Linked DNA regions of Homo sapiens: region 2 is linked to region 1. Evidence: chromatin loops called from intact Hi-C (ENCODE). Cell type or tissue: PC-3. All regions are shown on one strand. Each heading gives the region's core, and the rest is flanking DNA. Links, peaks and the distances in the headings are about the cores only. Region 1 holds the start of NR5A2 (nuclear receptor subfamily 5 group A member 2). Region 2 overlaps NR5A2 (nuclear receptor subfamily 5 group A member 2).

Region 1 (16,750 bases), core at 5,388-13,387:
GCTGCGAGGAGGAGGTCAGGGTTAAAAAAGGAGGCGAGGAAGACAGCGTCCCGGCCCTCTGGTTCGGCTCCGCAAGGGCGCAGGCGGCGGCGGTGGCGAGGACGCAGCTGCCCGGGGCGCGGAGCCGTGAACCGCCGAGCTCCCGGCGGGCAGCGGAGGCGACCGCGGGGCTGCTATTGCCGCCCCGGCTGTGCCGCTGCCACTGCTCCCGGACGGCTCGGGCGACTCCTTCCCCTCCCTCCACCGCCCTCTGGCTCAGGATCGGCAGGGGTCTCTCTCCTCTTTCTCTCGCCTCCCTTCTCTCTCCCCTCCTCTCCGCCCCTTCCCCCTATCTCTCTCTGCCTCTCTCTTGCTCACTATCGCAAGTGTGGAGTTGTGAAGTTCCAACCTCCCTCTCCTGCCTGGTCCACTCCCCGCGCGGGACCGAGAACGGCCCTTCCCAGCCCCGAGGGTGACGGTGCTGGGAAGGACAGGGGGGAAGACGAGGGGGAGAAGGAGGTAAGTAGGGCCAGGGGTTGGGGGAAGGCTGGATTGAGGGGTGAAGACAGTGAATGCGGACGCGGGTTCCGGACTCAGGTCGGACACTAGCCGCCAGCCAATAAGGATGAGGCTCAGGCTCCAGTCCCCCGGCCTGCCCCAACCTCTTCACCCCGCCTCACCCCCTCCCACCCCACCCTGGCCCGGGGCGGGGGGATGTAAATGCAGCCGGGTCTTACAGCTAGTCAGAAGCGACCTCTGTCTGAGCGTGGCGGCGAAGGAGAAGCAGCCAGAGCGGCAATTTCCTCGATCTGAGGGGAAGCAAGAAGAAGGGATGGGGGCGCGGGTGGGCGTGTGCCCTTGCTAGTGTGTCGGATGAGGAGATGAAGGGAGTTAAACACCCACTTAAACCATTGAAAGGAGAAAATTTAGCTGACCGTTCTTACATGCAGAGTTGGTCTGCGGTCAAGGGTCCTCCAGCTTCAACTCCCCAGGGCACTGAGACCCTGAAGAGGCGACACGTGGGCCCCGGCGCCCTGAAGGGGCCGAGGGTCAGCTCAATGAGAGGCGGGCCACAAGCCAAGAGCTCACTCATAGAATTAGAGGAAGGGGCAGCGACTCCTCTTTCCCCAGTCTGCTCCCTAGTCCCTTCGTTCACTTTTAAAAGACCCTCGACTGGAGCCCAAGATCATCTAAGCGACAGACTTTCCAGTTTTAGTGACCTGTGTTTCCACACGGAATACAAGGATCAGTCCAGGCTGTACTTTTTCATTCTGTTGTCTGATGGGACCATCCACTTGAGGCCGAGGCCCAGCATTTAAAAAATGTTTTAAAGAACCATCTGTTACGCAAGCTCTTCGACCACCAGCCCAGCCGCATCTTCAAAGTTTTCAGATCTCCTCCCAACAAGATGAAAAACATTCTTTCCAGCCTCCTGACTGCATGCGAAATGCCTCATATTTAGAATCTGCTGTGCAACGAAGTAATTATCAGAGTCCACCCACAAGGGGGTGAATTTGAATCTCAAAAGATCTAAGTTTATTCTATTTGAATGGTATAGAGATTACACATTGAAACTGCCCAATCCGGTATTTGGTGACTTGGAAATTATTCCAATCTTTGCAGTGCATAATGTACATAAAATGGGTTGTTCATCACCCACCCACACCTGGCAATTCAGGTACTACTGACTCTTAATTGATTTGTCATTTTGCTCTTCAATATATATTCAGGATCAAAGTTATTTAGACTTCAGCTTTAGTAGCAACTTCAGGTTTCGTGGAAACATTTAAACTTATGAAGGCCTGTCCATTAGTTTGTATGGAGAAGTGGGCTGAAGTTGCCAAAAGCTCCAATTTTTGTGATAGTATCAAGTATCACTGTCACTACATTTCAGTATTCCTAGTTGTTTTAAGTATCACTGAGAACTAAGAAAATAAAGAAAGGGAGTCAGTTTCAGGGCTCACTGCAGTGGTTGCCCTGCTTTGCTCGTGAACTTTGAAAATCAGTTTATTTCAAAGCCTTAATTAAGAAGAACCTCCTCCCACAGCAATGCGAAGAATTTATGGGTGCACTTATGATACAGCACCTTTCCCAGACCCTAGCATGGCAAGGATGCAGGACTCCAAACGCTTGGTCCTAAGAGGAAACCTCCAACCCCTAGTGTGTGGTGGTGATTTCACCTCTGCTTGGTGAAGCCGGGGGAAGTTAGGAGAGTTGAAAGAAGTTGAAAGAGGGTCTGACAGGACCTTGAAATTGTAGTGTATCAAGAAACCCTGCCTTGGCTTGAGGCTGAACCTGAGGCTGAGGCTGACCTAGTGAGACAAGCTTTGTGACCATGCTCATAACGCCAGCTGCCAGGGCCAGAAGGGACTTGCTTAGGCCACACTAGCGACTTCTTGGTCCATGCCAGTCTACCCTCCCACCACATCCCCGAAAGATGGAGAGTGGTGGTGGCAAAAGGCCAGCTGGCACTCATTTATCTCTCCACAGGTGGACTTTCCAGGAAAGAAAAATCCTCACAAAATGGGAGGGGTGCGGGAGGGAACGGTGGCTGGGGACTGGGTTTTAAAAATCCATGCTTTAAAAAATTAACGCAGGAGCTTGTATCACGGAGGGAAGCCCTTTCCTTTGCTTTGAAAGTCTAGTCCAGGCCAAAACCTAAGCGTAGCAGCGAAATGGAGGGGGACTGAAAGAGCAGAAAGTCTCGAGCGAGAGAAAACGACCTTTCCTAAGAACCAAGGGAACTCCTAGCTCAGAAGCCTAAGCCCTCGGCGCTCCAGGCCTTTAACTCGACGATGGGAAACGCTCCCTGGGGGCAGCCCTATTTCAGATCCCCTGGAAGGATGTCAAGATCCCCGCCAGCAGTGGACAAGGCAAGGAATCTTCCACTGGAATTGATTCTTGCCAGAGACCCGAGGGCACACAAACCTTCCTCAGGTAGCTCTGCAAGGGATTTAAGGAAGCAGCTGGGTCTCCATCCAAGAGGCAGAGGCAGGGGCGGCGGCACCAGGCTTCCAGCGTCAAGCTCATTACTGCCCTCCAAGTGCACCCTTTCTTCTCCCTCAGAACTCCCTCCTCCCTCTGAGCACTCACTCTGGTCCTTTGACCCTTCAATTCTGCTGGGCAAGGGACCCCTGTTGAAGCCGGGGACCCGCTAGCTCAGTGACCTTGGACGGGTCTGGGCGTCCCCCAGAAAGCCCTCTCCGAAAGGAAGCTGTGGGAGGAGGAACCCGAGTTTGCGGTGTCTAAGATGGGTTATTTGAGAATGGTTCTGGGTTCCCGAGGCCACAATATGAAGACAGCCAAGTGGCTGCGGGAAGGGAAAGCAGTTGAGATGTAAGTAGGTGGAACCGGGTCTGTGTGGTCTAAACGCCGGCGCCAGCGGTGGTCTGCACTGACCCATAAATACACCTACCGCGGGTGGACAGACGCATCTCATCCTCCGCCGGGGACATCTTAGCAACTGCCACTGTACCTCTTAGTGTAAGCACACTTAGGAACCCACCCCGTACTTACCGCTGCGGGAATTGTAACTGGTGGCGGAGACCAGAGACTAGAACCCGGGAGGCCTGGGAGTCTGTGGTGAGACCGGGGGACAGCTCTGCTCAACTACCTTGCGCGTTCTCAATTTCTTTGCACTCCCTCTGCCAACTTCTGGCAAACTTCTCTCCTTTTCCCCCACCTCCCCTCCACCTCCTTCTTTCCGACGAGACAGGTCTCCAGGGCTCGCCCTTCCCGGTTCTGACTTTGTCTTAAAGTGTTGATTGACGGTTGCAATTACGAAGGATGATGGCTCGGGGAGGCTCCCGCAGCCTTGATGAGCCGGAGAAGCGCAGTCCTAGCATATTTTATCCACGCTCGGCGTTACGGGGCCGTGCGCGCCCCATTCACCCAGCTGGCTGGAGCTGAGGAGGCCTCGCACTCCCCACTCGCGAGGATGCAACTGCCTGCCTTCCTCCCCACCCCCTCCTTCCCGTGGTTCAGCACCGCATTTCGGAGCGTGAGCTGGGAGCAATCAACTCGACCTGACCTGGAAAGTGTTGGTCAGCCCCCGCGCGCTTGACCCGTGCGGGCTGCAGCGGGAAAAAATATCAGGATTTTCAGGAGCGGTTCAAGTTTCCTGGGCTCGCAAAAGGTGTGGCAGACACATCTTTCCCCGCGCGCCTGGGTAGATGACCCACCCAAACTTGCACAAAACTTGCAATACCTTCCTCCTTCGAAACAATTTCTCCCGTCTTCTCTTCCATTCCCACTTTTTGGTGCTTTTTAAGAAACCAGGACAATTACTTTTTTCGTCCCACATATCTACCTTTTAGACCCCGAAAGAAGTCTAGATTTTTTTCAGATCTCCATTACTAGGCCAGGATAGCCCGAGGGGGAAGAGGAGCAAGTTTTTCAGCCTACGGGAGCTCCGGGTCTGCCTAATTTTTCCGCCCCTCCCAGCCGAAAAACCCATCAGAAGCTGCTTTTGCCTTTCTCTGAAAAGTTTAGCCAGAACTCCAGTTTCATTCCCTGGCTCAGAGGGCTGGGCTACCCGCCCACGCCCGTAGGCTCCACCCGCCCTCATCCCGAGCGCTTTGTATTAGAAACAGACGGGTTAAATTTCAGTACAGCCATAGGAATTACCAGGGAGCGTCGTGTTGATCGAAGCTTTAAAAAAGCAAACCTGAATAGGTGAGCAGTCGTGCCTTGTTTAAAAAAAAAAAAAAAAAAAAAAAAAAAAAAAGCCTTTCTGCTGCACGTGTGAATAACTACTTAAGACATCAACATCAGCCCCTAGAGCAGGATGGCGATTGATTCACAATCACTATGAGAGTATCTCGATCTGGCGTGGCGCGGTTTTTATCGCGGAGGAAAACGAAAGCCGAAGCAATTATCTGGGTAATCCAACCTACCCCCCACCCACCCCCCCGGGCAACCTCCCACCCTTGCCCCAGAGGAAAGGAGGGCTTTTTGGAGAGTTTGGCCTGGATATCGGAATCTACGGCTCTTTGTATAAAAAGAGTTCACTGAAGAACCTTTTCACTTATTTTCTTTACAGCACGTTGTCCCAACCCAGGGGTCCTGGAGTGCCCCGCCAGGGTATAGTCGGTGCCCTTAGAAGAATGTAACAGGGAGATCCGGTCTTAAGAAAGGAGTGGGGCAGGGGAAATAATCTCGGGTAGGTGGTCTAATCTATCTCTTCCTCTCTGTAATTGAAATGGAAATTTGAGCCAGTTCCAGTTCAAAACTATTGGGACTCCATCCATTGGAATCAATTCTGTCCAGCCTCGGGGCCAACAGAACGACGATCCCGGCGCTAGTAGGCCACAAAGCACCTTGTGAAACTAGCTGAACACTTGCAGTTGCATCCTTTACACCCTCTCCTCCGCTTCAACCTGGGTCAGGAACAAAATCCTTAGCACGAGATTATTCTAGGCTGCCATTTAAATGTATCCGGCGATACTGGAAACTTCTTGATGGAAGGGGAAACATCCTGCATTGCTTCAGAATTCCTCGGCTTTTGCAGCGAGGGGATGGATCCAACCAAACTTCTTCCTTCAGAAAAGCCCCTGCCTGAGCTTCTGATTCTTAAGGTCAAAGAGTGCCGGGACCGCAGAGGTGCGGAGTCCAGCAATTTGGGTCTCACTTGGTCAGCAAAGAAAGTGGGAGCTTGGAAAGGCAAGACTTAACAGTGGTACCGTCACACTCAAGCATGGGGCGTGGAACTAGGGAAAGTGTTATGGTCTGGGCAGTTACAGAGGTTGCACAATTAGAAGGGCGTGGGCTTTTCCAACATGGTGATAACTTTCGCGATTACGAGATGGTGTACAGTGTGTGCCAAGGCTTGAGAGAGATTCACTTGTTTTCTCCAGAGTTTCTTGTCTGGAAACTGGGAAGTTGATTCCAGGACCCAGCAGTGGATTCCGACCAATTTTCTTTCCATTCCTGTAGAGGCCGCTGGAGCAGGTGGAGCTTGCAGAAGGCCGGGAAGCAGAGGCTGCAGGCATCCAAACCCTGAGCAAGGAATCCAGCACTTACCGTGAAAAATGCTAGCATGGGTGTGGGACTAGCATATCTCACTGCAAGAGGCACAGCTGGGTTTGTCAAAAGTGCTTTTTTTTTTAATTGACACCTAAATTGTCTTTCCCTATCCCCTCCTCTCATGGTACAACAGTATGTTTGTTTATGCTATCTAATTCAGTCACTCAGTTTGAGTGATTTCCCTGCCCTCCTCATACTCACTGACTCTATAACAAGTACATGCTCTGAATTTCCTCTCAGTTCCTTCTCACCATCTGTTGGTAACCCTGCGAGTTGTTACCATACACCACAAATTCACAAGCTAAACTTCATCCAAACTCCAGAGATCCTTTCCAGGAAACTCCAGAGTAGGGGACCAGAAGTGCCTTTGTCCCACCCCACTCAGACCTCAGTCCTCCCAGATGTGATTTCCACTCTGCTTTCCATACACCACTCCCTGTGCCACCCTTCTGAATTCTAGAAGGATCCAAATATGGTTTCTACCGTGGAATGGAAATGAAGATTAAAAAGCCACTTACAAATATGTTTCTTAAGCTCGAAATGTCCATTGGAGGAAAGTCTGCATAGACCAACATTGTATTAAATCATAATTCCTTTATATCAACAAGAACAAGTGGTTACCACTTTGGAGAAAGAGTATGTATTTCAGAATATTTCTTGGGTTCTATTTACAGTTCATTCTCTTGACAAGCTGAGTAAATTGCTTGACCTCTGATTCCATTTTTTAATCAGTAAAATTGGGTTAACAAAGTAAACTTTATAGTTAAATGAGACAGTGCCAGGAAAGAAATATATTACGCTGGATATATATATATATATCAGTTCCCCTTTGTCTTTCCCCTTAGCTTCACTCAAACTCATCATTCTGTAAGGAAAGTAAAAAGGGAATCACTAACCATTCTAGGATCACCTTCCAGTGGGATGTGCTTGCTAACTTGATTGTCTTGCAGGGCTTGACAAAGTCCTTGGGGACAATTACATTATCACCAGATAAAACTGCTCATATAAGTGCTCATGGTCATCTGCATTCAGGTTATTTGGTGTTTAAAAGTTACACTCCAAATATCTTTTCTTACTTATCAACCACACAAAAACATACATAACAGCTTCCCAAAAGACTAAAGAAGAGACAACCTTTATCAGCTTGCCTGGTCAGTTCCAGTTCACATGGTTTTCTCAAGCTTGATCTCTCAAGATCATATTGGTCACATTTCAACACTTCCCCAGGGCCTCCCCAGAGCACAATGCCCTCCTGAAGTTCCTTGAAGCCAACTGGATTTTTCCAAGAAGTCTGTTCCAATAAGGTGAAGCGTGAGGAAGTGCAACTCAAAGAACTAGTTCTATCCTAAGGTAGACTCTAGAGCTGCGGAGTGAAGTTGTCTTGCCTGCCTAGTGCATCCCTGGGGGTGGGGATTGGGTTGGGCCTGTAGGTGGAAGTCTGACAATGTGCCCTTCTCTAGCTCAACTTATGCTCAAGGCTGAATCCAAGATAATCCTAGACATTGTGTCTGGTAGAGGGGTCAAGTAAAGGAGAGAAGCATTAACAAGCCTCTGTTCTCCCTTCCTCTATAAATCTCTCTTGGTTTGTTAGAAGAGGTGTTAAAGATGCCAGGTGTGGTGGCTCACATTTGTAATCCCAGCACTTTGGGAGGCTGAGGTGGGTGGATCACCTGAGGTCAGGATTTCGGGACCAGCCTGGCTAACATGGTGAAACCCCATTTCTACTAAAAATACAAAAAATTAGCCAGGCGTGGTGGCGTGCACCTGTAATCCCAGCTGCCTGGGAGGCTGAAGCAGGAGAATCTCTTGAACCCAGAAGGCTGAGGCTGCAGTGAGCCAAGATCATGCCATTGCACTCCAGCTTGGGCAACAAGAGTGAAACTCTGCCTCAAAAAAAAAAAAAAAAAAAAAAAAGGTGTTAAAGAAAAAGAAATCCTTTTTTTGTTTTGTTTTGTTTTGTTTTGTTTTTTTGAGATAGGGTCTCACTTTGTTGCCCAGGCTGGAGTTCAATGGCACAATCACAGCATCCTCAACCTCCCTGGCTCAAGTGATCTTCCTACCTCAACCCCCAAGCCCTAGTCACTAGGACTACAGGCACATGCCACCACACCCACACCCAGCTAATTATTTATTTTTTTATTTTTTGTAGAGACTGGGTCTCACTATGTTGCCTAGGCTGGTCTGGATCTCCTGGGCCCAAGTGATCCTCCATCCTCAGTCTCCCAAAGTATTGGGATTACCAGTTTGAGACACTGTGCCTGGCCCAAGAACTCTGTTAACTCTGGTCACTACCTGTGGATCCAGGCCAGAAAAGAGGAATCTGAGAAGCACTGTTTTGGAGATGGACTCGGGCATGGAAAGAAGGGAGGCTCTAGAGTTTAGCTTCATAGAAGAAACTGGCAGCCTAAGCCCCAACTATGAGAATCAGAACATGGGCTTGTGTGGCTGGCATTCTAAATAAAGCTCGCTGGAGGTTAGGGTGACATAATGGCTATCACACTTTCCGCTGATGAAACGTCTACTTTCAGAGATCCTTATGAGCACAGAGCTTGCTGGAGGTTATCACTGAAATAAAATCAGACTCAGAGTGTTCAGGGGACCAGATAGCAAGACTCACATTACAGACTCAATACAGTGTTTGCACTGTGTATCATGTACCCCTAAGTATGCAGACATAACCTTCTGTGGATAATATGCAATATTATACTGAGTGCATAAAATATTCTGCAAATGCAGTTAATTTGAAGAATTATGGAAATTTAATATGAATCAAAGCATAATATTGGGCACTGTGGGAGTGGTCAATAAATATTTGTTTTATGTATAACATTTCCTACCACACAGATATGGCTCTTTTCTTGATATAGGTAAGTATAAAAAGCTTCTAAAGTTAGTACTGCATATTATTCAATAGAATCATCCCACTTGGGAGAAAGAAGTAAACCAAGACCAGAAACCAAGAGTCTGGCCAGTGTCCCAGAGTTAGTTAACTTTAAGGGAACAATCTAGTTATAACCTGAGTGTGCTGCTTTTACACTACAATGAATGATTATCTTGCAGGTAGGCAGAAGGAACAACTTTATCTTAATTCTGCTTTTCTATACAAGCACAGACATCTATACAAAACTTTCATGTAACCATCAGTGTGCATACAAGATGTAGCCCCTAGTTAAAAACCATGGAGACAGCTTTTTAAACAAAAGGAGGCTCATTTCCTAGTACAACACAACTGAATTAAATATAGAATTGTAAACCCTGACTGATGTCTACATACACCGGGCTCGGTTTTGTGAACCACTCAACACAGCCCAACTTGCAATTTGCCATCTGAAAGCTACCCTCGAGACCCTCAGACACTCTCTACAGCTGCACCCGTGGGTTCTTCCCAGTGGGGCTACCCTGGGCAATCAGAAAGACCCATTCAAGGGGCATCTCTCCCTCAGGAATCGGGTCAGGCCCTTCAATCCAATAGTTCAGTCCGAAGGCTCCTCACCGCCCTCTGTTCCTCTCCCTCAGCCCTTTGGATGGCTCCGTCCAGCCATTCACCCTGGGAACGACCGTTAGCACCCTCGTGGAGGCTACGAGGTAAACAGATTGTCTCCCGGTGCCACAGCCGCCTCAGGGTCACTAAGATGTTGCAGGTGCGGACACCTCACAACCACCTGCGGGGCTGCAATACCAGGAGGCGGAGGGGATGTGCTTGGGTTGGGAAGGGGCGGGTGGCTGCGAACAAGATCCTGAAAGAGGTCTCTTTTACCGGCAAATTGACTGGAATTTTGTTATCCCGGAATCCGGCGCCCGGAAGTGCCTGCACAGGTTTAGGATGTTGGGGTAGTCTCGCTGAGGCCAGGGGAGAGCCTTCTTCGGTACTTTTCTTGAGGTTTAGTCCCCAGCAGCCCCTTATGGGCTGGACCGACAGTCCTCCGGTTCCCAGCCCTCTGCGGTGGGACCGATTCCAGAGCTGCAGGTGTTCTCTGTTTACGCTCAGAGTGTACCGCCTCGGTCCCTTGCGATGTGAGTTGCGCGTGCGGTAGCTGGAAACACAGTTCTTCCAGGGTTGCAGAGAAAAGTGCAACAGCGTCTCTTTCCCCTACCTTACCCTCTTTAATTCACCCATGGGGTGTGGGGGAGACTGTGAGGGATCGGCGTGCGTGGTCTCCCGACCCAGCTCAACTCTATTTTGGCAGCGGCCAGCTGGGGCTGCGCGCAGCAGGAGCCCAAGACCGCCCGCGCGGGCGCGAGCCCCCGAGCGCGCGTCCCCCGTGCGCGCGCAGTCCGCGTCTCCGGCCCGAGCGCGCTCTAGCTGCGGCCCCGGACGCGGAACCGGAGCTGCGCGGAGCTGCCGGGAAGGACTCCTTGCCTGCGCACCGCGGCGGTTCTGCCCGACGAAAAAGATGCGAAATGGTTGTGTGCTGCTCTCTCATCTTTCTTGTGCCTGTATTTTCTGTGTTATCTGCAGAACAATTGATTGTGTGTTACACCCTGCTTACCTTCCCCATGTTTTCTTTTTCGTAAGTATAGAACATTTTTGGTAAACATTTCCTCAAGTGATATACTTTAGGGTGTAGTTGGCCCATAAAAAAAGCAATCTGTGACTCCACTGCATTCTGTGGAGTCAGCTGACTAGGAAGGAAAAAAGAGGAAAAACTCAAGCCTTGATTTTCTTTCTTGTTATAATGGAGCTGAGACTCAGAGAGCTCATGACAGGCCCCTGCAAATTCGGAGGGAAATTCCAGTCTGAAAGCCTAGGCAAATGCTGCCAGAAAAGGCACAGGTCCTTCAAAAACTGGGGAAAGGCAGAAGGGCCTGACTTCCAACAGACAAATAATTACAGATCACTGGGAATCACTTCCCTTCAGTCCTTTACTTTTAGAATTAATTGAATGTAGTCTTGCTATAAAATTCATAAGTTTGTAACTCTATTTTTTAAATGAATAGTAGCTTTATTTACTTATTTCTGTTTGTAAAAACAAAATATACTAATTGTTGCGAGAAACAGTAGCTCTTCAAATCCTTTACTAATGATGGTCTAGTTTTTTTGGTTTTTTTTTTTTTTTTTTGGAGGTGGGGGCATGACTTTCATTCCCCAGGAAAATAAAATGAAAATTTTTTACGGTATAAGCAGAGAATAAGACACCATACTTTTGTGTGGGTTGAAAAGTAACAAATACTTGACAGCTATCTGTTAAAGTTTGATCAATGATCACTCAATATGATTAACTTGTTTCAAATTGTTCAAATTTTAGCTTATTATTTCTGATTAAAAATTATCAGAAAATATTAAAGTTGAAATTGATAAAGTATAAATTATATTTTCTGGCTGATTAGGGTATTAGAATGACACCAGTAAACACTAGATATAATGAATAATATTCATATGTTGAAATATCCATTTGCTTTTTTTGAACTGCAAGAAAGATAAATGTGTGATATATATACATAGGCTTATTGTGTGCTTTTAATAAACATAATAGGAAAAGCCATGACTTAAAATGCAAAATCCATCAACAAGATTAAATTATATGTATGTAGTAGCAGAATAAATAGATGATCAATAGAGAAACTCCTACTTACCAATAGGTGTAAGTCCGTGCTTTAAAGACTCTTGTAAATCCCCAGTATCTGAATTAGAAGACATTCTTAGTGAAATTATAGGCAGTTCTTTGGCTTAAAGCAGAAATCATTGAGCAAAAGAAAAGTGCAGCTTGTCAAATTTCGTGGCCTTGGGAAGGACACATCAGACTACAGTAACCCTTAGTGAAAGTTAAGAAAAAGCAAAGGAAAAAAAAAAATCCAGAATTCATAAAGTTACAAGCAAGTCTTTCCCTGGACTCTGTACTTTTTCCAACATTAGTGACCTGCTGTAAACCATGTATCCAGTTTCATGATGGTTTCTAATCAGAAGAATGGAAACTTTTGATAGGCTTTGACTCATCACATGACTCTATGCAGGTTGATAAGAGGACCCTGTTATAAAGTGACAGCAAAAGAGATAAGAATTCTTGCCAGATAATGGCAAAGAAATGATTAACTCAGAAGTGGAGAGGTGCTATGCAGCACAGAGAGTGGAAAGTTGTAAAACTGAGGGGTCAGAAGATCAGACTTAGTGGATAAAAACTGCAAACCAGCTAACTAACTTAGGCTAACTAAACTTTGGCTTGTGACATACCCCTTGATGTCATCACCTCTTTGCATAGAGGAGGACAGACATAGCTCTTCTGACCTCTGTAAATACATTTTAGATGATAACATTGGCAGACATTAATTCTTTAAGTGATGACTACAAATGTGATCGACACTCTGAAATACTACAGGTAGCATTTCCAAGCTTATGGTTATTTATTTATTCATGTTGTGGTCAACCAACTTTTTTATCGGGCCTATTCATTAGATGAGGAGTTAACCTTAGCTTGTTTCTACATTGGTCATATGGCTAAAACACAATCTATCTCTTTATCCCCAAAAGGTAAAACTTATGCTTTGAGATTAATGCTGGCAAAATGGTGAATATGTAACACATTTTTCATAGTTATAAAGTTATTATTCTTAGGCTGGGCATGGTGGCTCACACCTGTAATCCCAGCACTTTGGGAAGCCAAGGCAGGCGGATCACCTGAGGTCAGGAGTTCGAGACCAGCCTGGCCAACATGGTGAAACCTCCATCTCTACTAAAAATGCAAAAATTAGCTGGGTGTGATGGTGCACTCCTGTAATCCCAGCTACTTGGGAGGCTGAGGCGGGAGAATTGCTTGAACCTGGGAGGCAGAGGTTGCAATGAGACGCTGTTGCACTTCTCTCTGCAACCCTGGAAGAACACAATCCAAGATCATGCCACCGCACTCCAGCCTGGGCAACAGAGTGAGACTCTGTCTTCAAAAACAACAATAACAACAAAATAACAATTTTTTTTTTTTGAGATGGGTTCTCGCTCTGTTGCCCAGGCTGGAGTGCAGTGGCACGATCTCGGCTCACTGCAGCTTCTGTCTCCCGGGTTCAAGCAATTCTCCCGCCTCAGCCTCCCCAGTAGCTGGGATTACAGGGGCACACCACCATGCCCGGCTAATTTTTGCATTTTTAGTCAAGACGGGGTTTCACCGTGTTGGCCAGGCTGGTCTCAAACTTGTGACCTCAAATGATCTACCCGGCCTCCCAAAGTGCTGGAATTATAGGCGTGAGCCACCGCACCTGGCCAAAATCCTCAATTTTAATATTGACACTCCTTTTAAATTAAGTAAATGCAGGTTGTGTGTATGGGTACAGATAATTTTTAACTCAATATATAAACATTTGTTGTAATAAAACTTCATATATCAGATGATAGATTTAGCAGTCTTTGTCTAAAGATTCACATTACAGAATTTATGGTCTATTAATTTATTTAGAGATGGGATCTCACTCTGTCACCCAGGCTGGAATGGAGTGGCACAGTCATAGCTCACTGCAACCTCAGACTCATGGACTTAAGCAATCCTCCTGCCTCAGCCTCCTGAGTAACTAGGACTACAGATGTGTACCACCACACCCAGCTAATTTTTTAAATGTTTTGTAGAGACAGTGTGTTGCTGTATTGCCCAGGTTGGTCTCCTGGGTTCAAGCAGTCCTCCTGCCTCAGCCTCCCCAAGTGCTCAGATTACAGGTGTGAGCTACCTGTAAACCCAGGCCAGTCCTTTTTTTTTTTTTTTTTTTAATGACAGAGTCTTGCTCCATTGCCCAGGCTGGACTGCAGTGGTACAATCTTGGCTCACTGCAACCTCCGCCTCCCAGGTTCAAGCAATCCTCCTGCCTCAGCCCCCCTAGTAGCTGGGATTACAGGTACGTGCCACCATGCCCGGCTAATTTTTGTATTTTTAGTAGAGATGGGGTTTTGCCATGTTGGCCAGGCTGGTCTCGAACTCCTGACCTCAGGTGATTCACCCGCCTCGGCCTCCCAAAGTGCTGGGATTACAGGCATGAGCCACCACACCAGGCCCTTTTTTTTTTCTCTTTTGTTTTTTAATCAGATTACTGTTAGTTATTTCCCCTCTTGCCTCACTTCATGTCAGTTGAAATGTTGGAATACAGCATCTGAAAGTGCTGTCCACTGCCTTTCAGCTGTGCTGCTGGCTCTGAACTTTGCCCAAGGTGAACTTGCCTTTATCGGGTTGGGGTGGCTTGGGGTCTGGGTGACCCCTGAAGTCAGAATCAGAAGTGGCCACATTCGTGACTTGTGGTCTTCTGAGTATAAGAAATGTCCCCATTTGGATATCCTCACAGCCTCATGAAAGTAAGATTTTATTGAGTAGACCTGCTCATGGAAGGTGGGTAGTTTCCAAGTAGCACTGGTACACACCAAGTGAAATAACTGGTAATCCTGGCTGTCAGCGGAGCCAGGTCAACATGCTGGTATACGTGCTGTTTTTCCTTTGAGCTTTAAGTTCTTATGTACACATAACCAATCCAACCTACTTTTCATTAACACCATGTTAGGTATTATTTTCTTAGATTGATATTTTTCTTTTAAAGAAAAAAAAATCATAGGGTGGATTTTAAAATATTATTATTGAAACCAATGATTTCTTCTTTGATTTTAGATGGAAACCCAGAAGGGACCTTCCCCATCTTCTCTCTCTCTCTCTTTCTCTCTCTCTCTCTCTTTTTCTCCCTCTCCTTTCCTCTCCTCTCCTCTCCCCTCCCCTCCTCCCCTCGCCCCTCCCCTCCCTTCCCCCTCTCCTTCCTTCCTTCCTTCCTTCCTTCCTTCCTTTCCTTCTTTCCTTCTTTCTCTTTTCTTTCTTCTTTCTTTCTTGACAAGGTCTCACTCTGTCACCCAGGCTGGAGTGCAGTGGCATGATCTCGGTTCACTGCAACCTCCACCTCCCGGGTTCAAGTGATTCTTCTATGTCAGCCTCCCAAGTAGCTGGGATTACGGGCACCCACCACCACGCCCAGCTAATTTTTGTATTTTTAGTAAAGATGGGGTTTCACCATGTTGGCCAGGATGGTCTCAAACTCCTGACCTCAGGTGATCCACCCACCTCGACCTCCCAGAGTGCTGGGATTACAGGTGTGAGCCATGAGGCCCAGCTAATTTTTGTATTTTTTTGTAGGGACAGTATATCACCATGTTGCCCAGGCTGGTGTCGAACTCCTGGGCTCAAGCGATCCTCCTGCCTTAGCCTTCCAAGTGTGTGGAACATATATTTCTATGGACGTATTTTGCATCTGTAACTGCTTTGAAATATGTAGGTCTTCTTTTACACCTGCCAAAGTGTTGGATACACATTTCCTGAGGCCTTTCATATCATTCAGTCCATAAAATTACATAGTCCATCGGATCCTCTCAATGCACTGGTTGTAGCTCTGACAGTTTTCCTGAGGAAACCAGTCAGTTTGGGTTGCTGAATGCAGCCTATATAAGCACAAATTATGAGATCATGGTAAGAATGAAGGCAGGGTAGCAGGGTGGTTAAGAGCCTAGGATTTGAGGTCAGAAAGCTCAGGGCTTCCATTTGTACTTTGCCTCCTTCTTGGTGGCAAAGTAATGCTTGGCTTTTTTAAGGCTTGAATTCCTCATAAGTAAAAATGACAAAAATGATGAAATCCAGTAGTTTTTGTGGTAAGATGTAAATGAGAAATAAAGTACTCAGTATCATGTCAGAGAAAGAAAGTACTCAACGTGTCATCAAAAGTGAATATGGAGGTTGGGCGCAGTGGCTCACACCTGTAATCCCAGCACTTTGGGAGGCTGAGGCAGGTGGATCACTTGTCATCAGGAGTTCAAGACCAGCCTGGCCAACATGGTGAAACCCTGTCTCTACTAAAAATACAAAAAATTAACTGGGCAAGGTGGTACACGCCTGTAATCCCAGCTACTCTGGAGGCTGAGGCAGGAGAATTGCTTGAACCCAGGAGACGGAAGTTGCAGTGAGCCAAGATCGTGCCACTGCACTCCAGCCTGGGTGACAAAGTGACACTCCATCTCAAAAAAAAAAAAAAAAAAGTGATTATGGGCTTTGTGACTTGGGATCTTAAGTGAAAGACACATCTTCCTTAGTGGAATTTTAGAAGACATACGAAAGTTTCTGTTTTTGGGTTTTGTTTCTGACACCAGTTCTATCCTAGTCACATACACTATTAGAGACCTTATAGAAGACCTCATAGGATTCATATAATTAAACAGCATCATAAAGTGATTTGTGGCTGGGCACGGTGGCTTAACACCTGAAATCCTAGCACTTTGAAAGGCTGAAGCAAGAGGATCACTTGAGGGCAGGAGTTTGAGACCAGCCTGCACAATATAGTGACACTCTATCTCTTAAATAATAAATGAAATAATAAATAATGAGGAATAAGGAATAAATAATTATTAATAATAATAAATCCAAAAATAAAGTGATTTGCTTTTTTTCTCATCCTTATTGTACATGGTTAACAAAGCATGTAATAGCACAAAGATTGAATTTCATGCTATACTGTCTGCCTCTAATCAGACATAATTATTTTTAAGAATGTACAAAAAATTGGGGGTGGTAGTATTACCAGCTTGCCTAATAACTCCTAACAGAATCTTTAAAAGACACTATTTGCCATTTGTCACTCTCTTGCTTTCCTACAAAACTCACTGGCTTGTTGAGGAAACATTATATTAATGAGTTACTTTGGTCCTTTGAAGCTTATCCATCAGGCTGATTGAATAGAAATACGTACTCAGTACTTTGTGAGAAATGAACATATTTTTCTGAAAGTGAGGCTAGAGTAATGTTCACATGTG
Region 2 (16,750 bases), core at 3,936-11,935, 100 kb before region 1:
TTTCATATCAAGTCATTTGACTTTAGAATGATTCCTATAAAAGACTGAAATAAGACAAGAGTACCTGTTATCACACCAAGTCAATATTGTCTAACCAACAAAATAAGATCAGAAATGGAATCCAGAAAAGCAAAAGATAAATCTGTATTTATTTTCAGACTATGAATGTCTACACAGAAGGTTGAAGATAAATTACAGAAAAGCCATTTCAAATAATAAGGGCATTTAGTAGATTTGTTAAATAAAAATGCAATATAAAAATATCCAGCCACATGGATATTAACTACAGAAAAGGTTTGCATTATAAAAACCAACTCTATATAATAGCTAGAATAAATTAGTAACAAATGATGTACAATACCTCTGTGGAGAAAATTGTATGACTTTATTGAAGGACATCAGAGTACACCTGACTAAAGGAAAGATGAACTATGTTCATGAACGGGAAAGTCTCAATACTCCCAAGAAAATAATTTTTCTCCAAATTAATCTCTAAATACAATGCAATTTTACTCAAGACCCCACTGGGTTCTTTGTGGAACAACAGCAAGCCAAACCTAAAATTCATGTGGAAAAGCAAAAGCCTAAGACTAATTAAGACTATTTTGAAATAAAAGGTGGAGGGACTACTCAAGCAGATATTAAGATTTATTATAAAAATGCATAAAACATGTGAGATTAGCACTGAGATAATCAAATAGGCCAAAGGAACAAAGTAGAAAGTCCAGAAAGAGACCCACACATATACAGATCTTGAATACATAAGAGAGGTGGCATTAAAAACAGTGGGAAAGACAAGCGATTCAGTAAGCAGTGTGGGAAAAACTGACTACCCTTAAGAAAAATAAAATAAAAACTAGATCTCCCCCTCACACCATACACAAAATTAAATTCTGGACATTAAAGATTCATATTAAGAAAAGCAAGGCCTTAATACACTTGGAAAAAAATTAAAGGAGAATGTACTTTAAGACCTCCAAGGTTGGGAAGGATTTCTTAAGAAAATTTAAAAAGCAAAAATTATATGGAAAAACATTGATAAACAGGTACTTCAAAGAAACAGAAAGATGTTCAATATCACTGGTAATCAGAAATACAAATTAAAACAGAATAATGACAGCATCTGTATTATAGTGCTGGTGATGACATGGAAAAATAGAAGCTCTCATTTACTACGCCTAGAAATGTAATTTGGTACAGCTACTTTGGAGAACACTTTGACAGTTTCTAGAGTTGCAAGTAATTGTCCAACAATAGAGTGATTGTCCAACAATATATTACAGGAAGACATGGAGAAAAATGTTCTTTTAACATTGTTTGTAATAAATATCCACCAATCGGAGAATGAATCAATAAACTGTGGGGTACATTATATAACGAAATACCATGGATCAGTGAAAATCAAAATAGAATCTAAAATACATAAGTTGGAGGAAAAATGGCACATCAACCTGTTTTTAAATCCTAAAAACCCTATTCTTTTGTAAGACAAGAATAAGTTTCTTAGCTACCTCTTTGAGAGAGGAATTTCCTTGAAGTTATAATTAGAAATGATACTGTTACAGTATCATGGACCCCAATCCCTTTTGATATGGGCTGTCCTGGACAAATGCCAGCACATGTGGTTATCCAATTTGTCCCATAATTTCTTGTAGCAAGTAACAACAATAAACTTTTTTTAAAAAAAATTAGAAGAAATTGCTAATTACTAAACTCTATCCTGTCTATATCAGAAACATACTAAGAAATTCATATGACACTTTTATTTTGGTATTCTTAAAATACTTAAAAACGTACACAAATTCATGTTTTAATCTTCATTCCTTCTTCTTTCACTCCATTGAGTTTGATGCTGGCAATATTAGGAAAGGGAGAATCTGCTAATAATCTAGGCTAATAATCTGGTAATGATTTTCAATCAATTATCAAATTCTGTTCACAGTAAATATTTGTAAGAGGATAGGAATTTAGACAGCAGATGTTTCTTCATATTAAAAGTAAAATCTGGGCCAGGTGTGGTGGCTCACGCCTGTAATCCCAGCACTTTGGGAGGCCAAGGTGGGCAGATCACTTCAGGTCAGGAGTTCGAAACCAGCTTGGCCAACATGGTGAAACCTCGTCTCTACCAAAAACATAAAAAAAAAAAAAAAAAAAATTAGCCAGGTGTGGTGGTGTGCACCTGTAATATCAGCTATTCGGGAGGCTGAGGCAGGAGAACTGCTTGAACCTGGGAGACAGAGGTTGCAGAGAGCCGAGATTGTGCTACTACACTCCAGCCTAGGTAACAGAGCAAGACTCTGTCTCAAAAATAAATAAATAAATAAATAAAATAAAATCTGGCCAGGCACAGTGGCTCATGCCTGTAATCCCAGCACTTTGGGTGGCTGAGGCTGGCGGACTGCTTGAACCAGGGAGGTTGAGGCTGCAGTGAGCCAGGATCACACCACTGCATTCCAGCCTGGGTAACAGAGTGAGGCTCTGTCTCAAAAAAAAGATAAAGAAAAGAAAATCTGCTTAGAGTAAGTAGGCCAGCATAAGGGATTAAATACCCTATAATTTCAGCAGTGCTTCTGACCGTGGTGATAAAAGCTGTGATACTTCTTGAAACCGATCAATAGAAAGCAGCTCTGACTGAAACCATGGCATGTTGATGAGGGGGAATTATTAAGCATTTAAGAAGGCAGGATTGTTACTCAGCCCTTGTACTTTCAAGTAGGATCTAGAAGGATCAGATTTAGAATGGGTTAGCTTCATCATAAATGACAAGCACTGGTATAGTGCCTTCTGATCTACATACTTAATCAATGAACCAGAAAAGTAGCAGTGAATAGTGGAGAAAACCTAGACTTTGATGACTAAAGTGTGCAAATCCCAGTTCTATTACTTACTAGCTCAGCAATTTTGTATAGTTGTTTGACTTCTCTGATCTTAGGGAAAGACAGTAAAACAGGAATGGCAAATGATACTTTCATCGAAGGCTTGCTTATGAAGATTAGAAACAACAGGTATAATGTACTCTGCTCATACAGGACAATAAGATGTAGCTATTATAATCGAACATACTGAGTATTGTTTTTTAATATGAACTTTATTCCAGGCATGATGTTAAGTGAAATCCTTATCTGTGCTCTTTCTTGTGTGTGTTCAAATCGCCCGAACCCAGGAAGCGGAGGTTGCGGTGAGCAGAGATTGCACCACTGCACTCCAGCCTGGGTGACAGAGTGAGATTCCATCTCCAAAAAAAAAAAAGAAAGAAAAAAGTGAAGAGCTTCCTAGCATAGGCATTCCCAGAGGGCAGGTGTGAGCCTAGCCATTCCACTTTCTCATCATCTAGGGCCTGCACCAACCTAGGAAGAGGCCTAATTGTTTATTATTAGACCTTGGCTTGATTTTGGGATTTATGATAGATGAATTAAAGTGAAGCGGCTTGAGTCTGCTTACTCTGACATATTCCAAAACATCAAGGATAATAATGATGCCTTTGGTTAGTAGATCAAAGATTTCAAACTATGGCTTGGTACTGAATTAATGTATCAGTTATTGCTGACGTGAGAAAGATCTTTTTCACAGAATCTGTAAACCAAAGATTGTATCTGAGAAGAGGCATTTCCCGATAAGCAGCCTTCATTTCTATGACTTTCACAGATGTTTTGAGTAATAATCACTTATTAATACTATGTGCCAGCCATTATGGTAAGTTCTTCCTAATAATTATTGCATGTAACCATCACAATCATGCTTCAGGTAGATCATTATTATTTCAAGTTTACAGATGGAAAAAAGTGAGGTGATACACGTTCCTAAGGATACAATAGAACAAGAATCTGAATTCAAGTTTGCAGTCATCACCATTAGGCCATATCACCTCAATAGTAAGAAACTTGTCATGAACGCCTCTCTTTTTCCTCATTCATGCATTCTTCTTCTTCTTCTTCTTCTTTTTTTTTTTTTGGAGATGAAGTTTTGCTCTGTTGCCCAGGCTGGAGAGCAGGGGCGCAATCTTGGCTTGCCGCAACCTCCACCTCCCAGGTTCAAGCGATTCTCCTGTCTCAGCCTCCCGGGTAGTTGGGATTACAGGCACATGCCACCACACCCGGCTAATTTTTGTATTTTTAGTAGAGACGGGGTTTCACCATGTTGGCTAGGCTGGTCTCGAACTCGCGACCTCAGGTGATCCACCTGCCTCGGCCTCCCAAAGTGCTGGGATTACAGGCGTGAGCCGCTGCACCTGGCCTCATGCTTTATTATTTCAGGCCCCAAGTCAAAAGACTTCCTTGCCTGTGAGTGACGACAGCAGATCTGGAATCAGTGGCCCTGGCTTGGAGCATGGGCTCTCTCAGATGCCTAGCTGTGTGGTCATGAGCACGTTAGCCATGCTGAGTCCAGTCACATTTTGTATTATAAAATCACTAAACTTTCAATGTTGTGTTATGTGTAAAGGATAATGTTATAAGAATAGGGTACTTTGTAAATAAAATGTTCTCCACAGAAAACAGAATGACGGCTGCAGGGGCTGAGCAGTGGGTGAATTGGGAATTTACTGTTTCATAAGCACAGTTTTAATTTTGGAAGACAGGAAGTTCTAGAGACAAATGGTGGTAACAGTTGCAATGTGTGTGGACTTAATGCCACTAAACTGCATACTTAAAAATTGTTAAAATGGTAAATCTCATGTAGATTTTATCACAATTTTAAAAATTAAAAATTAAATAAATCTGCACTTAAAAATTCCTACATAGATGTTAGCAGTATTAACACTACTATAATAATTACTTTCTCTTGGGATAAATGGTACAGAGAAAGGATTATTTCAGGTGTGCTATCAATTCTTATATACACAGTCATGTGTTGCTTAATGACAAGGATACATTCTGAGAAGTGCACTGATAGGTGATTTCGTTGCGCGATCATCATAGAGTGTACTTACACAAACTTACTACACACCCGGGATATGTGGTAAAGCCTATTGCTCCTAGGCTACAAACCTATACAGCGTGTCACTGTACTGAATATCGAAGGCAGTTGTAACACAGTGAATATTTGTGCATCTAATCATAGAAAACAAGGTATAGTAAAAATACAGTCTATGAGATAAAAAATAGCACACCTGTATGGAGCACTTATCATAGGTGGAGACTGCAGGACTGGAAGTTGCTCTGGGTGAGTCAGTGAGTGAGTGGTGAGTGAGTGGGAAGGTACAGGACATTCCTGTAGACTACTGCAGACTTTATAAACAGTGTACACATAGGCTACATTAAATTTATAAAAAATATTTTTCTTTCTTCAGTAATAAATTAACCATAGCTTACTATACCTTTGTTACTTTATAAACTTTTCAATTTCTTTAAGCTTTTTGACTCTTTGTAATAACACAGCTTAAAACACAAATACATTGTACAGCTGTATGAAAATTTTCTTTATATGCTTATTCGATAAGCTTTTTTCTATTTTTAAATTTATTTATCTACTTTTTAAACTTTTTTTGTTAAAGATGAAGACACAAACACACACATTAGCCTCTAAGCCTATACAAGGTCAGGATCATCAATATCACTGTCTTCCACCTCCATATCTTGTCCCATTGGAAGGTCTTCAGGGGCAATAACACACATAGAGCTGTCATCTCCTATAACAATACCTTCTTCTGGATACCCCCAGAGGGACCTGCCTGAGGCTACTTTATAGTAAGTTTTCTTTTATATACATAGGTATAAAGAATATGCTCTAAAATAACTTCAAAGTATATAGTAGGGTAAATACTAGGCAATAGGAATTTTTCACCTCCATTATAGTCTTCTATCATATATATGACCATATATATATAATGTATATATGTACATATATACGTGTGTGTGTGTGTGTATATATGTGTATATATATATATGTGTATATATATGTGTATATATATATGTGTGTATATATGTGTATATATATATATGTGTGTGTATATATATATATATATATATAGTCCATCAGTGACCAAAACATCATTATATAACGCTTGACTGTATAACCAAGATAGGACAAAATGAATATGATCATTCCTGCTGAGGGATTAGGCAGAATTGCCCAATTTGAGTCCAGCATGGCCACTCAGGACACACTGACCTTTATGGATGGCACAGAGCTCCATGTACCCAGAGTAAAGTGGAGAGAGTCAAAGTGTGAGTGACTGTAGGAGAGATTCTGCCCTCCAAAGTTCAGGGTACCCAGCATGCAGCATGCACAGCTGAGTCCTAAGGCAGCAAAAGGCAATGTACATTCCCCACGTTTCTGGGAAATCACTTTTACACTTCACAATGAAAATTTTAGATTTAGTTGAAAAGGATGGCCAAGAAATAGTAAGTCTAATTTTGAAACAAATGCAAAAGCACTATTTCTGTAATATAGAAATCCATATCTGTGCTCTTTTCCTGCGTGTGGAGTTCAAAAATTTCAGTTCAAATCCTGACTCTACATGACTGTGTACAAGTCACTTAACCTCCATTAGCTTAAATTTTCTTACTCAGAAATAAGACGTGTTTGTATTCAGCAACAGCATAGGTTCTCTTCCATGCTGATGTTCTGGGACTCAGTTCCTCCAGGGCTGAGGCCACATTGGTGCTGTCCAAAATCTGGGTAACTTGGGATGTGGGTGTTAGGGACAGTGCCCCTTGCTAAGGCTCCTGGAGGTGATCCCATGCAGTTTCCCAACTCCTTTCAGAGGAGTTGAACAGAGTGGTTGACACAGCTAAAGCAGCAAGAAACATCAACCAAGAGCACATGGCATTCTTACTTGATTTTTCTTGCTGGTTATTCCTAGTTTGCCTGGCCAATATGTCTCTGAAAAATCATCTCCTTTCAGAGGAGTTGGGAAACTGAAGAGGCATGAAGCCTCTGATTGCTGTGAGATTTATGTAACATGGGGGTTGACAAAGGCTTTCTGATTAATAAAATGTAATCAAGGAGAATAGCATGTGTGTGGAACGTGCATTAGTTCAGTGAAAACAAGGAACAGAAAGAAAGACAAGAGATGCATGCAGCATTGCTGATGGCATGGCATGTTTTGGACTCTTCGCTTGGTGTACCACGCCTTATTCAGAACAGTGTCCTGGGGATCCAAAATGCAGCTCTGTATCACAGGAGTTTCCTTCTCTTTGGAAAGACTATATATTGCCAGTTCTTGCCGGGCACATTGGCTCACACCTGTAATCCCAGCACTTTGGGAGGCCAAGGTGGGCAGATCACTTGAGGTCAGGAGTTTGAGACCAGCCTGGCCAACATGGTGAAATCCCGTCTCTACTAAAAATACAAAAATTAGCCGGGGGTGGTAGCAGGCACTTGTAATCCTAACTACTCAGGCGGCTGAGGCAGGAGAATCACTCAAACCCAGGAGGCGGAGGTTGCAGTGAGCCAAAATTGCACCACTGCACTCCAGCTGGAGAGAGAGAGACTCCATCTCAAACAAAAAAAAGACTCTATGTTGTCATTTCATAGCTTGCCTAGTACAATGGTTCTGCATAGTGGCCACTCAATATATTTTGTGTGATTTAATGTTTCAATACTGATGAGAGGCCTTGTACTTCTATTTGTTCTTCTCTCCTGGCTTTGGATTGGTCTGTTTGAAATTTAACCTTCTTAACCAAACACAGCCACAACTCAAGATAAGACTTATCAGATTTTTATCAGTAAACTAGAAAGAAGATCTAATGCAAGACTCAGATGTGAGTCACTGATTTGGTCCATTGTAGAACAGACCTGAGGCCCTGGGGTGTCCAGAGTCCACTAGAGTGCAGCATCTGGGCTAACCACGTTAACCAACTACGCTCTTCTGAGCTGGTACTAAGACAGCCACTCTATTCTGAGATTTGAACAGAGTGGTTGACACAGCTAAAGCAGCGAGAAACATCAACCAAGAGCACATGGCATTCTCACTTGATTTTTCTTGCTGGTTATTCCTAGCTTGCCTGGCCAATATGTCTCTGAAAAATCATCTCACTAAATAGCAGTAGTTAGCAAAATGACAAGATAAGCATTAACAGCTAAAATATGACAAATATTTTTAGGCATAAGGTATTCAGAAATATGCTTAAATAAATGCTATTTAGGCAATTATATTCTTGTGCCAGCAAATAACAAATGATAATCACTTCTTCCATGGCTGTAAGTTCATATTGATTAAGTTCAAACTTAGAACTCCAAAATGAATTACATCTGGTCATTGCTAAACTGCTTTGCTCACTGGAAGAAAAAAAAAATCCACAACACCTATTATACTGCATTTAATTAAGACAAGCATCAACTTTATATGCCATTATTTGCTTCTGCCAAATCTCTATGGTGTAAATATTGAACAGTGGCATCTCTTGAATGCTAATCAATCCTTTCTGAATTTCAAATGATTACATAAATTTTAGGAAATGCTTATTTGCCAGCATTACCCTCAGGTGCATATATATCAGCAAGGCATTAGTATGAAGATATGTGCAGTTATTTGACAAGTGTCTAGTGAGTGTTTTTCTAAATTAGAATATTACATATGAAAAGGTAAACACTGAGAATGAATGCTAATTGTACGAAGAACCCTGGGATATTTCTTTTGCTTATCTGACTTCATGAAGAACAATTTAACCAATGCTCTTGGGTAAAGATGTGAGGTAAATGTTCTGCTTCACTAGGCTTTGCAGTCCAGCCAGTGGCAGTGTGTGTGTGGGTGAGTATGTAATCATATTTAGAGGAAGCCAGCAATAAAGCAAATATTGTGACCAGCTTCAGGAAGGAGAATTGCCACATAATAGGAAAATCAGGTTTTGCTGTTTCAAAACCAACTTTTATGCAGCTACCAAGCAAAAAGAATTTTATGATGTTTAGACTATAATGCTTATTTCAGAATTAATAAGCATAAATTTTGATGCACAATTGGACATTTTTTACTAGTTTTCCACCCTTCTGAAGCTCTTACAGCACTTCCAGTGATGAGGTAGTCAACTAAGGGATAAGAACAGGCACTGCTATTTCACTTTCTAGAGCAGCTGTAGATTTGCCATATAGCAAATGGTACACCTGGTACTGTCACCTTCTGACTTACAGTGAATGAATCGTTCATCTTGCTTTAGGCACTGCAAACACAATTTAAATCAGTGATCAAATTTCTCTGTTGGATTTTTTTTTTCTTCTTCTTCTTCTTCTTCTTCTTCTTCTTCTTCTTCTTCTTCCTAGTTAGTTCCTGCAAGCAGATCTCTGTTGGATTTGTAAGCCTCTTTTATTAACTGGATGTAATGTTGCAAAAAAGCAAAATGGGGATTCATTTTTCCCTTTGTTTCAGTTGCTTTACTTATTAATAGATTTGTGCTCTCTTTTTCACCTCCCACACAATAGGAACACCTAATTTGGTGGCAGAAAAACAACACAACACAACACAAACTCAACAAGTTGCTGTGCCTCTTCTAGAGAAGTGGACAAAAAAGTACTCTCCTTTTGTAAGCCCTTTGAATTCTCTTCTCCAAAACTGTGTCTACAGTATTTCCAGGCTTCTCCAGAAGTGCTGAGGGAAGGGAGCACTCAGACTCCAACAGTGCCCCCCATACACTTCCTTTCTGGGGGGTTCATCGCTTAGCAAAGGCAAAATGTAGGCATCCTGAGCACAGCCCAGGTCAGAACAACTTTTCTTTTTCAAGAAGACAACCCCACAATGGCCAATCATCAGGTGATCCTGCAAAACTGTTTTCTCTCCACAGGAAGTGGCAGAAAAACCCCTTCATGATTTACACCACAATGTCACACTGACATCAGGACTCCGATTAGCTAATGGAACTGCAGTTAAAGCAACGAGTTCACACCCTCCACTGCACAATTAGAACATCCTTGCCAGGGGTAGCAAACAACTGAGCAGTTAGGGTGAAGAGGCTATGCATGGTGAAGTCTTTTCCTTTTATAAGAGAGCACATGCCAGCCTTGCTGGTAGATTCAGAATAGTACTTCCTATCGGACAAAAAGGAAGGGTCCTCTTTTAAAGAAAAACAGACAAGGAGAAAGACGTTCTGATTGAAGTGCCGTGGTTTTCTGGGCTATGTTAACACAGCAGCCTTTTGTATGCCTCACTTAATGGCTGAATGTTTGCTATTCCTACAAATCTCTGTTGTCTCTTAAGTGAGATGTGAGATCAGTAGTTGCTCTGCAGTTCTTGGCTTGTTTATAAAGCCTTCATTTTCAAATGAAGTGTGTGTGTGTATGTATGTGTGTGTATATATTCAGAGAGAGAGAGAGTCTCAAAAGTGATGAGACAGAGTTCCCATATATGATGGCTTGTGCTGGAGTTATAAGCTCTGGGCAGAGGTCCTGACTGGGCCTGGGGTATGGGGCCAGTCTCCCTATTTGCATGTTGCCTTACCAACCACTCTATAGGGAGCTTTGACAGCAAACCTCTGCCAGGTTCTGATATTGAATGCCAGAGGACAAATGGCACACACTTAAGTAAAGGGAAAAGAAGCATTAGATATTTCTTTAAATGTCAAAGCAGAAGAAATAATGGACAAAATTCAAATAAGAAAAACATTCCTATAGCAGAAACTAAAGACTATTGGAAAACTAACCACTGCAAATAAATTTCCCTATCTAAAAGACTTTTATCCAAATCTTTCAGCTAGTAAACATTTTATTTACTATTAACAATGTCAGTGTCATATTGCAAGAGCCGAGTTATGATTGAACCCTTCAGGAAAGCGGACGGCTGTACTTGAAAACAGAATGTACAAACTTACTACACTCCTCTCTGCCTGCCCACCACCCCCACTCCACCCTGCCCTGCCCCAGGGAGCTCGTCCACCTAAATCTTAGAGATGCAATTGGCTACTTTAGGATTTTTAATGCCAGTGACTGTCAGAGGGGAAAAGAATGACTATTTGTTTTGTTATTATTTTTCCTTTTACCATCACAAGCAGTTAAAATACATCCTAAAATAGACATATATATAACGAAAGCTATGATCATTTGGCTTTCCTAATGTCTAGTGAATGGTCCAAAGAAAACGTCATACCTAAGAGGTGACAATCAGCTACAAGGAGGAAGTCTTTAAGAAAGAGGTACCAAAGCTGTGAGGCAAATGCATTCTGGGAGCTTGCTGGAGCTCTGAAACCCAGAGTTCACATAGAGAAAAACAAAACTGACAATATCCAGTTGACCCTTGCACAACACAGGTTTGAACTGCGTGAGTCCACATCTTATGCAGACTTTTCTCAGCCAAACACAGATAAGAACACAGTATTCACAGATACGAAACCTGCCTGTATGGAGGACCAATGTTTTGTATGCTCGGGTTCTGCAGGGCCGACTGCGGGACTTGAGTGTGTGCAGATTTTGGTATAAACAGGGGTGCTGGAACTGATTCCCTGCATATACTGAGGGATGACGGTATTTAGAAACTGAGTGAATTAAGAGCTATATAATTACTTAGCATATTCAATAAAAATTGGAAATTCAGGTGAAGTATTTCTCTGCTTCTACCAATAGATATTGCTTTTATTTTTGTCCACATTCTTCAGATGACTGTCCTAATTTCTTATATCATTTTGCCTTAATAAATAAATAAATAAATAGTGTCTTAGTAAGTACAGTCCTCCCTTGGTATACAAGGGGGATCAGTTCCAGGACCCCTGCCTATACTCAAATCTGCAAATACTCAAGTCCTGCCATCTACCCTGTGAAACCTTCAGATCTGAAAAGTCAGCCCTCTGTATATGTGGATTTTGCATCTGATGGATACCATATATATATATATATATATATTTTTTTTTTTTTTTTTTTTTTTTTTTTTTTTTTGAGACAGAGTCTTTCTCTGAAGCCCAGGCTGGAGTGCAATGGCACAATCTCAGCTCACTGCAACCTCCGCCCCCTGGGTTGAAGTGATTCTCCTGCCTCAGCCTCCAAAATAGCTGGGATTACAGGTGCCCACCACCACACCTGGGTAATTTTTGTATTTTTAGTAGAGACGAGGTTTCACCATGTTGACCAGGCTGGTTTCAAACTCTTGACCTCAGGTGATCCACCCGCCTTGGCCTCCCAAAGTGCTAGGATTACAGGCATGAGCCACTGTACCCGGCCTTTTGGATACTGTATTTTGGACTTGCATTTGTACACAGAACCTGCAGCTACAGAGGGCTGACTGTATTTATTGAAAAAAAAATTTTGAGCAGAAGTGGACCCACACAGTTCAAACCTGTGTCTTCAAAGGTCTTCTTTACACAGTATTTTTAATATGCTCATTGATGAGATCCAATGTCTCCGAAGAGGAAAGTAGGCTGAATCAGAAAAAGTACTGACTGTCATTTGGGGTTATTAGTTCTAGACCTGGATCTGAACCTAAAATGTTGGATAAATCATCTAGTTTTGTTTTTTTAATTACAAAACTGGAGGAGAATGTTCTCTTAGGTCTCTTCATTCTGTAAGAGAGAAACTAAGTGATTTATTCACCTGAGGACATTTTATTATTAACATTACTGAAGAAAAGCATCACCACCACTTCCTTCTATGGCTCATTTTGGTGTTTGACACTGTTAGTGTTACAACTTCAAATAGAACCTAAATGCTGATCATCAGTAATTAATTTCATTTATTATTTTATTTGCAAAGAGGAGGGACTCAGTTTAGTCTCTACATTACTTATACTAATCCCCTTCATAGGCCAGGCAGAGTGGCTCATGCCTATAATCCCAGCACTTTGGGAGGCTGAGGCAGGCAAATCACTTGAGGAGTTCAGCCTGGGCAACATAGTGAGACCTCGTCTGTACTAAAAATTAAAAAAAAAAAAAAAAATCCCCTTCATAATGTGAAGACTTATCTCCCTACTTTCTAAAGGGGAAAAGAAGATGCCAAATCCTCTAATAGTTATCCATAGAATCTGTTTTCTAGTCTCTCTTTCTTCAAATTTTGTGCTTGCATTTTTTTTAGCTAATTATTTTCAATTCCCATTATTTTTTTCTTTTTAATCTAGAAGTTGGGAGGAAAGGCATTCTTTCATTCATGAAAGCAATATTTATTAAAAGCCTATATGCCAGGCAGTACATGAGGAGTAAAACATACACTGTGTTCATGAACCTTACAGTTTATTAATTTGACAGATAAAAGAACTTTGCTTCACTAAGAAAACAAGAACATTTCACTTAGCACAGAAAAAATAAAAGAATAAAAAGAGAAAACCAGAACAACCATAGAGCCCTGCCCCCAACTTTGTTTGGGGTCAGACTTATACAGTTTAAAGTAGCCACAACAAAGAGAAAAATGTTCTGCTCTGCCTTAGAAATACTGTTTTTTTCCTTCCAAATTATGATTTTAAAGGTCTTTCAAGGGAGGGCCAGATGTTGTGACTCATGGCTGCAATCCCAGCACTTGGAGAGGCCAAGGAGGGAGGATTGCTTGAGGCCAGGAGTTTGAGACCAGCCTGGGCAACATAGTGAGACCCTGTCTCTATAAAAAAATTAAAAAATTAGCCAGGCAATGAGTGTGACCTGTAGCCCCAGCTACTCAGGAGGCTGAGGCGAGAGGATCATTTGAGCCTAGGAGTTAGAAGCTGCAGAAAGTTATGATCATGCCACTACACTCCAGCCTGGGCAACAGAGCAGGACCCTGTCTCTAAAATTAAGAAGAATAAATAATAAAATAAAGTTCTTTCAAGCCCTGAAGGTCTTACCCATCCATTTTGAAAATCCCTTTCAACTTGTGTTCAAGTCACATTTTTTATTAATAAACAATACTGTTTATTCTGAGACATTATAGTACTTGCTTAGATGACCTTTTATAATTTAAGATAATGTTCTTAATTATTTTAAGATAAAGAAATCATGACTAGACACTACAGAATGCCTGAACTGAACCTGTGGATGAAACAAGCAACTCTTCAATCAGTTTTGTTCTTGAATTATGCCCGTTGCTTCTCTGCAGATGAGGATCAGGTGACAGGCTGGTGAGGACATTTAGCATGCAGTAGCTTTTCTGTCTGGGCCAGTTGAGTCATTCCCTGAGGCAACCATAACCCATCTTCCCTGGGGTGTTTGTCTCCATGAGGACAAAACTTACCTGGGATGTGTATAATCAAATGTCACATTCAAAATTTGGAAGTTTAGTATGAAGCAAAGAGCTATCATGATGAACAAATATAACATTTTCTCCATTCATTTTGCTGGAAACAGGATTGTATCAATGCCAAGAAAGAATTGTACAACATTGTCTTAACTACTATTACTTAACATGGGCTGAAAGCCTATCATCTTGCATTTGCTTGGAACAGAAATGCATTTGCCACCTGGTTTTAGTCAGTAATATTCTTTCTAATTTTTCTTCACGTTAGCTTTCCCAAAGAGCTTATGAATAAACATCTCCTCTCATAAACTGGGAGAATGCAAACTGATAACAGAAATAATTTAATTTTGAGGAGTTATTTATTAGAGAGTTCTTTGGAAAAAGTGGTCTCTGAAAAATAACCTGTATTTGAATACGGCTTTTAGCTAAACCACCTCCTATTACCTATCACGAGTTGCTTCGGTAAAGGCTTCGCTTTAAGTTTCAAACTATTTGTTTATTTTTATTTTTTAATTTTCTAAGACAGGATCTTAATCCGTTGCCCAGGCTGGAGTGAAGTAGTACGATCTTGGCTGATCCTCCCACCTCATCCTCCCAAGTAGCTGAAACCACAGGTGTCTGCCACCACACCTGGCTAATTATTTTGTAGAGATGGGGTCTCCCTATGTTGCCCAGGCTGGTCTCAAACCCGTGGGGCTCAATCAGTTCTCTCACCTTGGCCTCCAAAGTGGTGAGATTACAGGTGTGAGCCACCATACCTGGCCCATTTATTTATTTTTATCAGTAAACATTTTGTAAGTCCCTACTATGTACCAAGCATTGTGCTAGAAATGTAAAGAAAACATTAAAACTAACAACTAACAGAGATTGGGCCTACAGAATCTATGATGTTATACACAGAGAAATGTGCTGAGAGGGCATTTTTTACTTATTTCCTTTCTTGACCAGCTTACCCAACTGATGTCTGCTCATGGATACAATCTGAGGGGGGAAACGTCAGAGAGCAAACTAGAAGGACTTGAGTCCACTGTACTTTTCTTTTGAGTCCTGTCATGAGCTTTTTGTGTCAGCAGTAACAAACTTTAGTGAAGAATGACTTTTAGATTAGAAAGTGATGACTGCTATTGGGACCCGCTTTGAATCAACTGATCAGTTACTGTTCCTGTAGATGTTTCTATTCCAGCTAGACATCCAGAAGCCCCAAACACACCCTAGACTTTTCCCTCTCAACTCTGCCACATCTTGTGGCTTGAAACCTATAACTGGTTTGTATCCTTCATCTCAGTCCAACCACATGGAGTATTAAAACCACCTCTAGGCCAGGCGTGGTGGCTCACACCTGTAATCCCAGCACTTTGAGAGGCCAAGGCAGGTGGATCACCTGAGGTCAGGAGTTCGAGACCAGCCTGGCTAACATGGAGAAACCCCGTCTCTACTAAAAATACAAAAAAATTAGCCAGGTGTGGTGGCAGGCACCTGTAATCCCAGCTACTCAGGAGGCTGAGGCAGGAGAATCACTTGAACCCAGGAGGCGGAGGTTGTGGTGAGCTGAGATCATGCCATTGCACTCCCGCCTGGGCACCAAGAGTGAAACTCCGTTTCAAAAAAAAAAAACCACCTCTAAAAATAAATCACAGCATGCCAGGAATAAAAGCAAAAAAAAAAAAAAATTAAATAAGTAAAATAAAAATAAAACTTCTGAAAACAGGGTTTCTAGCACTGTTCTTGGTCCAGTCCACTTTCCATGCTGCTACCAGAAAGGCAAATCGACTTAAGTTATTCACCGCATCCCCGTCGCCTTAAGAACACTGCTATACTTCCTAATTGTCTAGAGAATGAAAGCCATGGCACTTACTTCTTCTTGCCACTATAGCCCCAGTGCCTTCTTCAGTGCTGGACACATAGTAAGCACTCAATGAGTATGTGTTGAATGCATCTGTGGCTTTCATGTCCATGTCCAGGCTCCTGTCTATGTCTCCAGCCACATCTGCTGCTTCCCTCAAGCCGTATCCATCAACTAACAGTTCCCCAAACTCATTTTGCTCTCTCTTGCCTTTAAGCTTTCACACTGGTAGTGCTTCTAGCTTGGAACGCTGCACCCGCTTGGGACCACATCCCACCTTCTCTCACCAAATCTATCTGGAAAACACTGTTTCATCTCTCACAGGAGAATACTGCTGCAGTCATCTCTCAGAATAGACCCTGGCCTCTGACTAGTCCACAGAATCTTCATTTTTCTCCAGGACCAAAGAGTCTCAAGGCTGGGCTGAGACAAAAATATAGCAGGCTTCAGACTCAGGGGACTCGAGGCTCAGGAGGAGCATCTGGGACAGCAGGTACCAGCTTAGGACTTGGCCTTAACTTTCAAGAGTGACTCTGGTATGATTTCACCCTTAATCACAGGTAAAACCAGCATTTGGGGCTAGCTGAGGCACCTAAAGTTAATTATCTATATACCTCAATAAAGGTGAAATTCAAAAAATTGATTAGCCACTGTTTCTACAGAGTAAAAAGTTTTTCCACTCACAAATTAGAAACTACTTGAATTTTACTACTGGTTACTTTTCTCCTGCTTCTCTAAAAAAATAGACTCTCGGCCAGAATTCTATTTGCCTCTGATCTGAAAGCCATGCTTTCCTTTCTTCCTTAAGCAACAAATAGACATGGATTTAATGGACATTTAGGCCAGCTATTCACT

Evidence for each region. Peaks named below come from ENCODE experiments on the same cell type or tissue, not always from the same donor. Only the 100,000 strongest peaks of a DNase experiment are listed, where the experiment ranks them.
Region 2: a loop joins it to region 1, with 2.1 times the contacts of the local background. A loop is called at or near these places in 4 of 110 quality-filtered maps.

What each region holds. Positions count from the first base shown.
Region 1 is chr1:200,022,739-200,039,488 of GRCh38, reverse strand. NR5A2 (nuclear receptor subfamily 5 group A member 2) reads right to left here and starts at 11,779. Exons shown (of 8, transcript NM_205860.3): 1 at 11,578-11,779. The coding sequence starts at 11,641. RefSeq lists enhancers at 2,664-3,564, 9,114-9,614, 9,615-10,115. In PC-3, for the core only: a CTCF peak has its summit at 5,960; DNase peaks (open chromatin) are centred at 10,028 and 10,288; H3K4me3 peaks cover 1,864 bases; H3K27me3 peaks cover 4,774 bases.
Region 2 is chr1:200,122,723-200,139,472 of GRCh38, reverse strand. The region is part of intron 7 of NR5A2 (nuclear receptor subfamily 5 group A member 2); the gene reads right to left. Among named protein-coding and RNA genes, the nearest start is that of NR5A2, 100 kb to the right of the region's middle. In PC-3, for the core only: a CTCF peak has its summit at 7,776; DNase peaks (open chromatin) are centred at 5,162 and 8,702.